3 separate regions of the Mus musculus genome follow, and all the other regions are linked to region 2. Evidence: chromatin loops called from intact Hi-C (ENCODE). Cell type or tissue: left cerebral cortex. All regions are shown on one strand. Links, peaks and the distances in the headings refer to the core of each region. The heading gives the core; the rest is flanking DNA.

Region 1 (4,234 bases), core at 1,044-3,543, 190 kb before region 2:
TGATATGTAGCTATAGATGATAACCTTACCTCTGCTTTCCTAGTGTGAGGATTCTGTGCATGGTACTGCATGCCTGATTTTATGCAGTGCAGGACTTTCTGTGTGCTGGGAGAATACTCCTTCAGGTGAGCTACATTCCCAGCCCCTTCATAATAACTATTCAAAATCAGTAAACAGATGAAGTACAGCATACTTGCTGCAGGGTAAGATCCTATTAGGTAGGCTAATCATACAAGGTTTTATAGCTTCGCAGACTTGCCAGCAAACTGAAGCATAAATATTTTTAATTAAGTTAGTTTTTACAGTAGCTGGAAGTGTTTTGACCATAGGATAAATTGCTAAGGTTGTGCTTCTCCAGGGAATGACTTGACAGGACTGTCGAGGAAATGAGAAAAACTGGGGTCAGATGGGCCAGCCACAGCATCCTGGGAACTCAGCGTGTTTATTATACACACTTGCAGGAACAGAGAGGGAGAGACAGGCTTGCTAAGCCTGGTGGGAGCGGTCTCTGTAGGGAGCAGTCTCCAGGCTGTGAGTAGGGGTGTGGGGAAAGCGACAGTGGGTGTCTTCTGCACAAACTATCAGCATTCACACTTAGACCTTTCCCTTTGACATGTCCAGGACCTGTCAAGCATTCCACGCTCGCTAAGGACTCTGTTGCTTCCCAGTACCTAGCCACTGGAAGCCTATCCATGAGCATCTCTCAGTGTTTGCCGGTGATCTCCCGTAGCCGCTGGGGGGAGGGGGCACCCACGGCTTCCACTGAACAGTCTGTGCTCACTTAGTTCTGCACACCACAACTCTGTGTCTAACTTTTATTTTCATTTCCATCTGACAGCAGATTCAGAGGCTGAGCGGCACCCAGCAGCTGCCCACTTCACATAATGGCCACCAGTCAGTCAGTCAGTCAGGCACCTCCTTTCTACATCATGCAGAACCTAATTGAAGCTCTAAGTGTTCCTTATGTGCACCCCACACTCACCACTATAGGCCAAGACAAATTTAGTGGGTTCAGCAAAGACTTGAGTCATTTAGGTTGTTTTTTTTTTAAAGTTTCAAAAGGCACGATCTTACTTCTCTGAAGGCCTTTGTGGCAGGCCTGTCTCAGCCCCTCACTGTTCACTGCTGCCTTCCCTTGCAGGTGACCAAGGCTTAAGAGAGCTTTTCTCTTTGAGGCTGGAAACATCCCTGAAAACTGTTCATTGCTGAAACCTTTTCTTTTCATTTCAGATAAAGTCCCACATGGTAGCTCAGGCTAACCTGTAACTCAATATATCTGGCTCACTATAACTCAGGCTAGCCTTGCCTTTGAGCTTACAGCAATCCTCCTGCTTCAACTTCCCAAGTGAAGGGTTAAAGGCATGAGTCACCATACCTATATTTCTCTCATGAGCGCTCTCTCTCCCCCCTCCTCCTTCCTTCCCCTTCCCCTTCTCTCTCTCTCTCTCCCCACCCCCACCCTCACCCTCTCCCTCCCTCCTCTCCTCTCTCATTGTATGTGTATTTCTGGAACCTGTAGAATAACTCTCTTACTCATTAGTTATAGGAATACGTAATTGTGGCCGGGTGATGGCAGCATACACCTTTATTCCCAGCAAGGCAGGCAGGTCTCTGTGAGTTCAAATCTGGCCTGTTCTGCATAGTGAGTTCAAGTCCAGCCTGGACTACGTAGTGAGTTCCAGGTCAGCCACAGTAACACAAACCCCTGTCTGGGGGGAAAATAAATCTTGTTTTACTGATCATGACATGGTTATATGCAAAAATATCAGTGTAAAAGTACAACATGTTAAAAGTGAAAGCTGCCCTGGGAATCAGTTTTAAAGGTGCCCTTAAGAATGGTATGATCCGGGCTGGTGAGATGGCTCAGTGGGTAAGAGCACCCGACTGCTCTTCCGAAGGTCCGAAGTTCAAATCCCAGCAACCACATGGTGGCTCACAACCATCCGTAATGAGATCTGACTCCCTCTTCTGGAGGGTCTGAAGACAGTTACAGTGTACTTACATGTAATAAATAAATAAATAAATCTTAAAAAAAAAAAAAGAAAATGTAAAAAAAAAAAAAAAAAAAGAATGGTATGATCCCAGCATTCCAGAAGCAGAGGGCAGGAGCTTTCTGTGAGTTTGAGGTCAGCCTGGTCTAGAGTGAGTCCCAGGACAGCCAGGGCTACACAAAGAAACCCTGTCTTGAAAAAACACAAACAAACAAACAAGAATTTGATAGACAGATAGACAGACAGATATCTTGAGGTCTTTTGTTTGCTGCTCATTAGAATTGTTACATTATGTAGTAGGAGGGTTGTGCATACCACTGTGCTCCTGTCAGGAAGTCACCTGACATCCACAGGAGGGGCATCCTGCACAAGTTACCTCCTGTCATTTCACCAGATGGGGCCCTGGAATCCAGCTCTGGCTCTCAGTCCTGACAGCAGCTTCCTTTCCCTGCTGGGCCATCTGTCTCCCCTGCCCACTGCATTGTATGAAACACTACCAGGCATTTACTGTGTGCTGGAGACTGCTTCCCCACCCTTCCAGCCCCATCACACTTGAACATCTATTCCTCTTCCTGGCAGATCACCTTACTCGTTTATGTAATAGCTGCCTGGGATTGCGTCTGAGCAGCACTCTGCTGACAGTTGAGAGCTTCTTATACGTTAGTTATGGACAAACCTGCACTGAGCATCTTTCTACAACCCACACTGCATTTCAGTACGGAGTGAAGCTTAATTAACATGGGGTGGATAGTCAGTGTCCGCTTAGTGTCTGTGTCTAGAGTGATCATGTGTAGCAAGTGTCTGTTACCTCTATAGGTTAGGAAGGAAGGAAGGAAAGAAAGAAAAAGAGAGAGAGAAAAAGAGAAAGAAAGAAAACGTATTTTCTGAATTTCAAAAAAAAGAAAGTAAAACCTATGGAAAAGGCAGAAATGTATAGATAACTCTGAGGCCACTGCTTAGAAATGCTCACTGTATCAGCTTGCTTATCTTGGGATTTTGTCCCTGTGTATATGGAAAGCATCTGCCAGTCAGTTGATGTAGAGGATTGGTATGCTCAGCTCTGGAGTTAGGCTGCACGGAGACTGTTTTGCTGACTTTTCTGGAAAGGAGAGTGTGCCATGCCTTGACAGAACCAAAGAGCAAGACTGAGAGACCTTGAGCACAAGGTGACACACCAGCTTCCCTCGACTTAAGGCTTGTCACAAGATACACTGGAGGTCCCAAAAACTGGGGCTGTGGCTCTGGGCAACAGCACACAGTCTAAGCTGTAGGGAATTACAGAACAGCACTCCTAAGTGACTTTTGGAATGTCCTTATTTTGTCCATTTCAGGTCAAGGGACAGCCAAGACAGAGTCCGCTGCGACCTCGACTCCATCTGCTGCAGGACAGCTCAACAAGCCTTTCTCATTCGCCTCCCCAGGGTCAGTGCTAAGTCACTATCAGCCAGATCCATGAAAGTCCTGAGCTCTCACAGCTGTGCCAGTCCATCCACAGTGTTTTAACTGTTTCTGTTTTGTGGTTCAGGGTTATTATATCTACTGTTTTTAAGCCTAAGCCTCTTTTTGTTTGGCAGAGAAAGTTTGTTCCCTTCTGTAGGTCATTGGGTGTAGCACACCAGGTGTTTTCTTTTTTCTTTTATTTTTTGGTTTTCCCAGACAGGGTTTCTCTGTGTAGCCCTGGCTGTCCTGGAACTCATTCTGTAGACCAGGCTGGCCTTAAACTCAGAAATCCGCCTGCCTCTGCCTCCTAAGTGCTGATCTCTAGTTGTAAATTCTTCAAGGGCATATTGTATGAATGAATTATAAGGAGGAATATTTAAAAGCTGATGCTGTGTTAAGTTTGCTCCATTTTAACTTCTTTTTCCACTCCTCAGGACCTTTACTTTTGGGACAATCACACCAACCCCATCTTCTAGTTTCACTGCCACACCAGGTACAGTCCCTGTGTTGCATAGTGTTCTCTTGTGTTCCCCTCATGGGAGAAGTGCTGTACGTGACTGTGTGCTTTCTTTGTAACTTGTGGCTCTTCTTCAGTTGGTACAGTCAGGTTGGTAGTGATGATGTACATCAGAGACATGTTGGAGGGCTGAGAGTGGCTTGGTGGTGGGGCACCTTCCAGCACACAGGACACCCTGGCTTGAGTTCATAGCAGCAGGGCAGTAGCAGAGTGTGTAACCCAGAGCTTGATGTGGGGCTGCTGAAAAGGCTCAGCACCTGGACGAGGCCAAGCATCTCAGTGTCAT
Region 2 (4,234 bases), core at 1,100-3,599:
TCTCGGTGTGACTATACTGCAGCCCCAACAAGGCATCATGAATGAACTCAAGAGCCCTGCAGTGAGATAGCCTGTGCTGCTCTGGTCTGTGGGCCTCTCTTGGGTGCCTCCACCCGGCCTCTTCTCGGCACTGCAGTCTGTGGAAGCAGCATACAGTGGGAGGGAAGAGTACTGTGGAGAGGGTACTCCAGCAGCCTTCACCCTGCCGCAGAACAGGACCAGCACGGGGCTCGCACTGTGGGCAGGCTCTTGTGACCCTTGATGGCTCAGTCGCAGGAACCGGAACTAGATAGCTGCTGTGTCTGTGTGTGGGCCTCGTGCATTCAGATCCTCCTGCCCCTCTTTCCTAGCCTTTGAGTAGTGGAGCGTTCATGGACTCTTCCTTCCTTTGCAGGTCTCCAGATGAGGCCTTGCCTGGAGGCCTTGGCAGCCATTCACCCTATGCCTTGGAGAGAACCACTCACGCCAGCTCTGACGGTCCTGAAACCCCCAGTAAGAAATCAGAGAGAGAGGTTTCTTTGCCTACCCAGAGGGCTAGTGAGCAGGAAGAGGCCCGGAAGCAGTTTGACCTGGGCTATGGAAGTGAGTTGGGGCTCTCCTTTGGAGTGAGGGGTGGTGCAAAACAACCCAGCCTCCTGTCTTATGATGCTTCCAGCCTTGCTGAGCCCCAGTGACATCTGTATAACTTCACAGACTTAAAGGGGGGCATCCAAGGCCACATGGCTAGCAAGAGACTGACCTGGGTGTGTGAATCTGCATCTCTAAAGCCATTATCTCCACGGGTGCTGTCTGAGCACTTGTGGGTTGTGCTTGCAATGTCTGCTCACATGGGCAGGAGGAGGGCGGGGCACCGTGTCTAGATTTCCACAGGCACTGGTGACATTGCTCCTTGGTGAGTGGACTTCATCAGTTGACGGTTGGGTGATTCTCATCTTATTCTTTGTGTGGCCTTTGGTTCAGATGCTCTCATTGACAACTGCGCCTCCAGCCCTGGGGAAGAGAATGAAGCAAGCTCTGTGGTGGGTGAAGGCTTCATTGAAGTCCTGACCAAGAAGCAGCGTCGCCTGCTGGAGGAGGAGAGAAGAAAAAAAGAACAGGCTGCTCAGGTAAGCACCACGGGCCGAGAGGAGGGGAGGACTCTCCGTCGGGCATGCACTGTCTCCTGGGACCTGTCACAAAGAGGCTGGCTTTTCCAGGGTCTAATAGCCAAACTGTGACCGGCTAGGTCAGAGATAAGCCTCAGCGCCCCTAGTCTTCCTCTTCCCTTAGTGCCCCAGACTGGCTAGGTGATCCTGCAGGTCACAGTGCTCAGGAACCCTGACAGAAATGCTTGCAGCTAGACACTGCATTCGGCCCCGTCTGTCAGCCTGCTCCTGGGGCAAGTCTGCCTATCCTGGCAGTGCACCCTGAGCCCGGGGTTCTGAAGACACGGGTCAGGCATCTCAAGCTGGTTTGGGTAGTAATATGACACTTTCCTAGGAGAGTGTGCTTAAGCCATGCAGTCATGGCTTAAGGTGGGACTGCATCAGCTCCTCTTCCCTGCAGGTGCCTGTCAAAGGTCGGGGCCTTTCATCCCGGATTCCTCCTCGGTTTGCTAAAAAGCAGAACGGCCTGTGTCTGGAGCAAGATGTGACTGTGCCTGGCAGCAGCCTGGGCACTGAGATCTGGGAGAACAGCAGCCAAGGTGAGGTGGGTGCCTGCCTCAGGAGAGGCAGGGCACTTTCCGGAGACTCACACCTTTGAGCCGTCAGTATAAGTGTGTCATGACCTATTCCTGGGCCCCAAGCAGAGTCAGTGTTGAGCAGCAGCTGAGCTGACTTGTTGCGGCAGTCACAGGTGGGGGATACATCTCTGGCCCCAGGACTACTCCAATAGACTAGCAGAACCTCTGCACCATGTCACCCTCAGGAAGGCGCCCTGTTTCAGATGGCCAGGAGGGAGTAAGGGACCCCCTTCCTCAGCACAGAGAAGCCCTCTGAATTCCTCCCTCTTGTTTTCTGTGGAAGAAGAAAATTCAGACTAACGGAAGTTAGTTGAAAACTATTTCCTTACATCTTTTTTGTTTGATTTTAATGTCCCTTTCAATTGATCAAGTTCTTTTTGAAGGCCTGCAGTGAGCACGGCCTGCACAACAGGGAGCCTAGAAGATCGCACAGTTAACAAGAGCTTTTCTGTGGCTTCTAAGAGAGCGAGGACGAGGCTGAACCCAGGCTAGAGCAAATGCCACAGTGGGTGACTCATATTCCTGCACGTCTGTGCCTTTATAATTGTCACTATCCTTCTGGCCCTGGTGTAGAACAGCAATTCTCAAGTGATGTCCTGCTCTGGTAGAAGGATGAACGATGGGGGCTGGAGGACACTTCTGACCATACCACCAATGCCTGAAATAACCCTCAGCCAAACGGGCACAGCAGCAGGCACCGGGCTGAAGCGCAGTCAGCTTCGAAGGGTCTCAGTTGTTCAGACCAGGGCTCACGTGTGCTCCATCCTGTCCATATGTCTTCTGGGTCTGCCTCATTGGCTTTGGGTGCTGGGGGAGTTCTGTAGGCTGCTCACTTAATTGAGCTGTGCCTTCCTGGATCATTCAAGGCTTGAAGTAGCTGCTCGCTCCCGGTTTCAGTGCAGGAGAGTGTTGGCCTAAGAGGACTGAGAATTCTATTGAGGCCAACCAGAGTATGACTCAGTGTTCTGGCACTGGCCTCTCACCTCAGCACTCAGGAGGCAGAGACAGGAGGATCATGGGAGTTCCAGGTCAGCCAGAGCTACATAAGATCCTGTCTGAGGAGGCTGGCTGTTGGAAGAAGCTCTCACATTAGTGCCTGTATGTCAGATTTAGTCACAAATCTCGGTCTTCGGAGCTCTGTGCCCTACAAGGCGGGGTTGGGGTGGGGTGGGGTAAGGGTGTTCCATCAACTCGTCTTTTCAGTTGGTGGTCACTGCAGTGGAAAGGAACTTACAGGCTCCTGTCTTCCCAGACTGCTTGTCCCCCATTGATGCCCTGACTCTTGCCTCCCTTCCTTGTCAGCCCTCCCTGTGCAGGGCGCCGCCAGTGACTCATGGAGGACAGCTGTCACTGCCTTCAGCAGTACTGAGCCTGGCACCTCAGAGGTGAGTGCCACTACCCAACACCCTTCCTGGCAGCTGGGCTTGCACAGGGTGCCCTACTGTGGTCCCTAGCTTATCACCCTCTTTAGCTTTGGCCTCTGCTTTCTGTGTGGTGCCTGTAGGAGCAGAGAGACAAGGGAGACTCTTAGCTGGGGAGCTGGCGTAAGAGTCACCTTTGAGCTGCTATTGCCTGGCACCTGTGTGCTCTGAATAAAATGAGTTTGGTGGCCTTCTTAGATCCATGCAGTGTCTAGTGGTCATGAGCTTACATAGAATTGGCGCATTCATTACACTTGGTGTGTGCCATGGGCCACTATCACGAGGGCAGGTCTGGACTTTGGAGTGGAGGTCAGTGGTGGGGAGGAAAGCTGGCCTGTGCTGTCCAGAGGCTGCCTCCTGGATGCTAGTGCTTTGCAGTTTGGGGTCAGGGATCTAACCCATTTTGTGTTCTGCACAGCAGGGGTTTAAGAGCAGCCAGGGAGATAGTGGCGTTGACTTGAGTGCTGAGTCTCGGGAGTCGTCTGCGACCTCCTCACAGCGCAGTTCCCCATATGGCACTCTCAAGCCTGAGGAAATTAGCGGGCCTGGCCTGGCGGAATCTAAGGCCGACAGCCACAAGGACCAAGCTCAGAAGCAGGCGGAGCACAAGGTAACCTACCAGTCCCCTGCACGGAGGCCAGGGCCTGGGCAGAAGAGGCCCTTCCGTCTCTGTCTTGTCTCCCGAGATGCCAAGGGTGCCTGGAAGTATGTGTGTGTGTCTCAGCCCTTCTGCTTTTCCACAAGGACTCAGAACAAGGCTCTGCACAGAGCAAGGAGCACAGACCAGGACCCATCGGCAACGAGCGGTCTCTGAAAAACAGAAAGGGCTCTGAGGGGGCCGAGCGGCTGCCAGGGGCCGTTGTCCCGCCTGTTAATGGGGTGGAGATTCACGTGGACTCCGTGCTGCCGGTGCCGCCCATTGAGTTCGGAGTCAGTCCAAAAGTGAGCTTCGCTTTGTCTCCTTTCTCTCTTGGACTTGGATGAACTCTTAGGGTTGTCTCCTAAAGAGGAAAGGGAAGCTGGGAGCTGAGCACTCTGCTCTTTTGCGGAGAATGTTAGGACAGAGGCAGGGGTGGGCAGGTTTTATTGG
Region 3 (4,234 bases), core at 556-3,055, 210 kb before region 2:
TAAGAGGGAGCTCCATCTCTACCTCTTTAGCACATAATAGGCACTCCATAAACATTGGTGGTAGGTTTTTTAAATTAACCTAAGTATACTTCCAAGAGTTTCCTTTATGGTATTAGGGTAAGATAATGATATTTTGGAGCATGCACATACAAAATGTCAAGTGTTTATTGCTGAGAGTGTTATTTACTGTTATTCTCTGGTTACTGAGTACTCTTATCAAGCCAGACTCTGTGTTTTACCAAGGTCACCTCATGAGTTCTCACAGATTTTCTGCCTGGGGGAAGTTGTGACCCTCTCCATTTTGTACCTTAGGAAGGCAAGTGAGCTGGGCGTAGTAGTGGCGCACGCCTTTGATCCTAGCACTTGGGAGGCAGAGGCAGGTGGATTTCTGAGTTCAAGGCCAGCCTGGTCTGAGGAGTGAGTTCCAGGACAGCCAGGGCTATACAGAGAAACCCTTTTCTCGAAAAAACCAAAAAGAAAAAGAAAGGCAAGTGAGTTTTTGAAAGGATTTGGCAGACATATTATCATGTGTCTCCAGTCTTCTGGTCTAAACAACAGGCTTAGAACGAGAAAGTCCCTCATGGAGCTGGATTGTGAGTTCTGTCTCTGCTCTTATTTTCTACATTGTCAATCTTCAGAAGTTGAGGTTTTAAAAACAGGAGAAAGGGTAATTAAAACCAGGAAAACTGGCCGGGCGTAGTGGCGCACACCTTTAATCCCAGCACTCGGGAAGCAGAGGCAGGCAGATTTCTGAGTTCAAGGCCAGCCTGGTCTACAGAGTGAGTTCCAGGACAGCCAGGGCTACACAGAGAAACCCTGTCTCGAAAAACAAAAAAACAAACAAACAACAACAACAACAAAAAAACGATAGAACATGTTTATACAACCCCCAACACAAAACAAAACAAAGTAAAACAAAAGCTGAAACTATAGGAAAGCAGTTTTGAGCATGGGGACAAAGAAAGTTTTAAACTGAGATCTTCACCATTTAAATAGTGGGCATTTATCCTCCTGGGTCTACATAGAGGGTTTCTTGTTTTGTGTTTGTGTTTGTGGCTATACAGCAGTTCCATTGTTACCTCTCTGGGCCTTTTCCAGTCTCTTCATGGAGACATAAGTACTCTGAAAACAACTTTGCTGGAGGGCTTTGCTGGGGTCGAAGAAGCCAGAGAACAGCACGGAAGAAATCACGACTCTGGGTATCTCCACCTGCTTTATAAAAGACCGCTGGATCCCAAGAGCGAGGCCCAGCTCCAGGTAGGCGAGCGAAGCCTCTCTGTCAAGACGGGTTCAGAAGCAGTGAGCTTGAGTCCGTGGATGTGGTTTTGAGTGGGTATGAGTGCTGTCTCCTCAGGAAGCTGCTGATTTTCTGCTAAACACTGGCTGTGCTTTTCCATAAATTTACTTGCAGCAAAGAAACTGGTACACTTTTTTAAAATATAATTTAAAATTTTTACTTTAAAGATTTAAGTCTTGAGTTTGATAAAGTCCTTTGTTAAAATAGGTATTCATAAATCAAATCATGAAATAATAATGAAAAAATCATAACATCACTGTGGCACCTTTCCCGGCGGTCTATAGGTATTTTTAGACATTATTTCCCTCTGTGGAAGTAGCTGGAAACACTGTGTTAGCACACGCCTCACACTCAGGAGATAGAGAAGGAGACTGCTGAGTTGAGGCCAACCTGGGCTTTCCTAAATGAAGACCCTCTCAAATATAAGAACAGCATGCAGACCGCAGCTGCTCTCCAGTGAGAGCTCTTGGTTCCTCAGAGAGATGGTGCATCCTGAGCTAAGGAGGTCTGGCCTGAGCTCATGCTCGCTGGGGATAGTGCCGTCAGAGCCTCGGACTGGGAGCTCTGTCACCTGCTGTGCTGTAGCACTTATATTTCTCTTTAGCTACTTGAGTTTTGTTTGCCTCTGTGTGCACGGGTCATCTTTTCCTTCCACTCATCATGGAGTCCAGAGGGGTGCGTAGGCAGCCCTGCTTCTCCTCACTTCAGACATGGTCTGTGGGTGTGGTGAGGGCCTCTATACAGAGGACTTAGACCTTAGGCTTCTGTTCCTGGTTTTCTATCCCATGCCCAGGAGTCCTCCCAGCACCTGGAGGGTGAGAGAATGGCTCTTACAGAGGTCTCAGTGATCTCTTGGGATCACTGACTGCTCTTTCTCTGTGGGTATTTCTTGCCAGGGCTGTTCTCAGACTGCAGCCCCACACACAAACCCCTTTGCCTCTGTTCCAGTTGCCTGGCCTAGAGGAAAGCATTGAGCTTCCACACTGAGAAAAGAGTAATTGTCTTCTTGACCATGCTAAATAGGTAATTGCAGGAAATATAATTGGCCACTTACCACATACAAAGCAGGGGTGGTGCTGCAGTGCAGACTGCGGCTCATAACTAACAGAGCCTGCGCCATGCCCTTAGCCCCTGTGCTACAATCAGGAAGGTGGACGTACAATTTTCATGTGGGGTATATTGCCATGGGACCACAGATGACAAGGTGGAAGCCACTGCAAAATGTTGCAGCCTGCCTTTGAAGAAGGTGCTGCTCCACCCAGTTGGCACGTGTTCGGAAGAAAGGGCATCAGCTAGTGCAGGCCTGAGGTCATGGCTGAGGTGGGTGAAAGAAAGCCTTCTATGGTCATTGAATGCCTTTGAGGCCGCTGCCTCCCTGGATTCAGCTTGGCTCTTTCTAAATGACATTTTCTGTTTTATGGTTGAGACAGAACACTTTTCTCAGAATGTGTGTGAAATACATTTCCCCACAGTCAGATAAGTGCCATGTGTGAAGAGCCTCCTGGGCTGTTCTCAGTGCCTGTATACTTCGTTGATTAAATAATTAGCTCCATTTTTAATTTTTGAGTGAAAAATCGTATAGCCATGAAGGTTAGCTGTGCCCCCAGCTGAAAGAGTGTTATTACAGGCTTAGCAGCCTGTTGGAGTTTTAGGTGTGGTGAGTTGACTTCCAGTATGGATAGCATTGTGTATTTTTGAATAGTGCTTCTCAAATGGTGAGATGGCCTGTATGTTCTGTGCTATGAATATCTAGGGTCAGAGGTATTCCCAGCACCAATTGTTGAATCAGCTTGTCTACTTGACAGTTCATTTCATAATGGGGGAGGAGAACTAAATGGGCGCACTGTGAGTGAGCATAGTGGGCTGCTCCTGCAAGTCCCACCCTTCCCAGGGGCAGCAGGGGAGAGGAAGTGGGTGCGTCTGTTCCTCTCATCCTCTCCCCCAGTCTCTGCTCCATCTCTGTTACACTACTGCAGAAATGGAATTTCCGTTTTTCATTTTATTAAATGGCTTTTATTTAATGGATATATTAAAGCCTAGTGTTTTCCTTGTTCATACAGTTCTCAATATAGAAATATTTCAAGATTATTTTTGAATACTTTAATGCATCTTCCCCCCAGCTACCCAGCTAGCTACCAGAACAATGAATCATTTGCCTTTTAATTTTTCTCTTGTAGGAAATTCGCCGCCTTCACCAGTACGTGAAATTTGCTGTCCAGGATGTGAATGACGTCCTAGACTTAGAGTGGGATCGGCATCTGGAGCAGAAGAAGAGACAGAGGTGAGGGCGAGGACATGTTATCCCCTCCGCTTTTTGTAGGAGCACAAGTAAAAATCTCACAGGCACCTTTCCTCCTGCTTAGCCATTTCACCTTTACATGTATCATTTACAAAACCCTGAGTGATGGCCGTTGTAATTTATATAAATGAGTTTGCATCACATCTTATGCATGGAATTTTAAAATGATAACTTGAATTTTAACTGGGCGTGGTGGTGCACGCCTTTAATGCGAGCACTTGGGAAGCAGAGGCAGGTGAATGAATCTTTGAGTTCAAGGCCAGCCTGGGCTATACAGAGAAACCGTGTCTCGAAAACAAACAAAAAAAAGAATATGCATTTTGTAAGGGTTGAGAGTAGCTCGGGGATAAGGCAGTTGACTTCTGTGTGTCTATACCACATGTTCAATGTCTAGCATTTCAATTGTCAAAGCCCAAACATCAAGAAGGTATACGTTACCCTTTGTTGCCACCGATAACATGTTCTTGAGGAATTACATTGAATGATTTTTATCTTGTATCAAACGTATAAAATAATTGAAAAGCATTTCAGATGTTTTCAGTGGGAAGGTACAAGTGTTGGAGAGAGGAAGCAGATCTGTGGGGAGATTCACAGAAGCACCTCACAGCTCCACCCTGCTGCCAGGTGGGACTTGTGTA

The links. Hi-C counts contacts between places; a loop is a spot of excess contacts. Peaks named below come from ENCODE experiments on the same cell type or tissue, not always from the same donor. Only the 100,000 strongest peaks of a DNase experiment are listed, where the experiment ranks them.
Region 1: a loop joins it to region 2, with 2.1 times the contacts of the local background. A loop is called at or near these places in 3 of 42 quality-filtered maps.
Region 3: it touches region 2 in a loop (3-fold over the local background); 4 of 42 quality-filtered maps call a loop at or near these places.

What each region holds. Positions count from the first base shown.
Region 1 is chr2:32,027,385-32,031,618 of GRCm38, forward strand. It overlaps Nup214 (nucleoporin 214), which reads left to right. Exons shown (of 36, transcript NM_172268.2): 27 at 3,323-3,413; 28 at 3,866-3,924. Among named protein-coding and RNA genes, the nearest start is that of Gm13609, 12 kb to the left of the region's middle. In left cerebral cortex, for the core only: no CTCF peak of the experiment used is centred there; a DNase peak (open chromatin) is centred at 2,490; H3K27ac peaks cover 800 bases.
Region 2 is chr2:32,215,652-32,219,885 of GRCm38, forward strand. It overlaps Prrc2b (proline-rich coiled-coil 2B), which reads left to right. Exons shown (of 32, transcript NM_001159634.1): 17 at 395-582; 18 at 961-1,106; 19 at 1,546-1,684; 20 at 3,026-3,108; 21 at 3,566-3,754; 22 at 3,889-4,086. Among named protein-coding and RNA genes, the nearest start is that of Gm22192, 4.2 kb to the right of the region's middle. In left cerebral cortex, for the core only: no CTCF peak of the experiment used is centred there; DNase peaks (open chromatin) are centred at 2,341, 2,643 and 3,083; H3K27ac peaks cover 1,072 bases.
Region 3 is chr2:32,003,215-32,007,448 of GRCm38, forward strand. Nup214 (nucleoporin 214) reads left to right here. Exons shown (of 36, transcript NM_172268.2): 17 at 1,099-1,257; 18 at 3,475-3,578. Among named protein-coding and RNA genes, the nearest start is that of Gm13609, 12 kb to the right of the region's middle. In left cerebral cortex, for the core only: no CTCF peak of the experiment used is centred there; no DNase peak of the experiment used is centred there.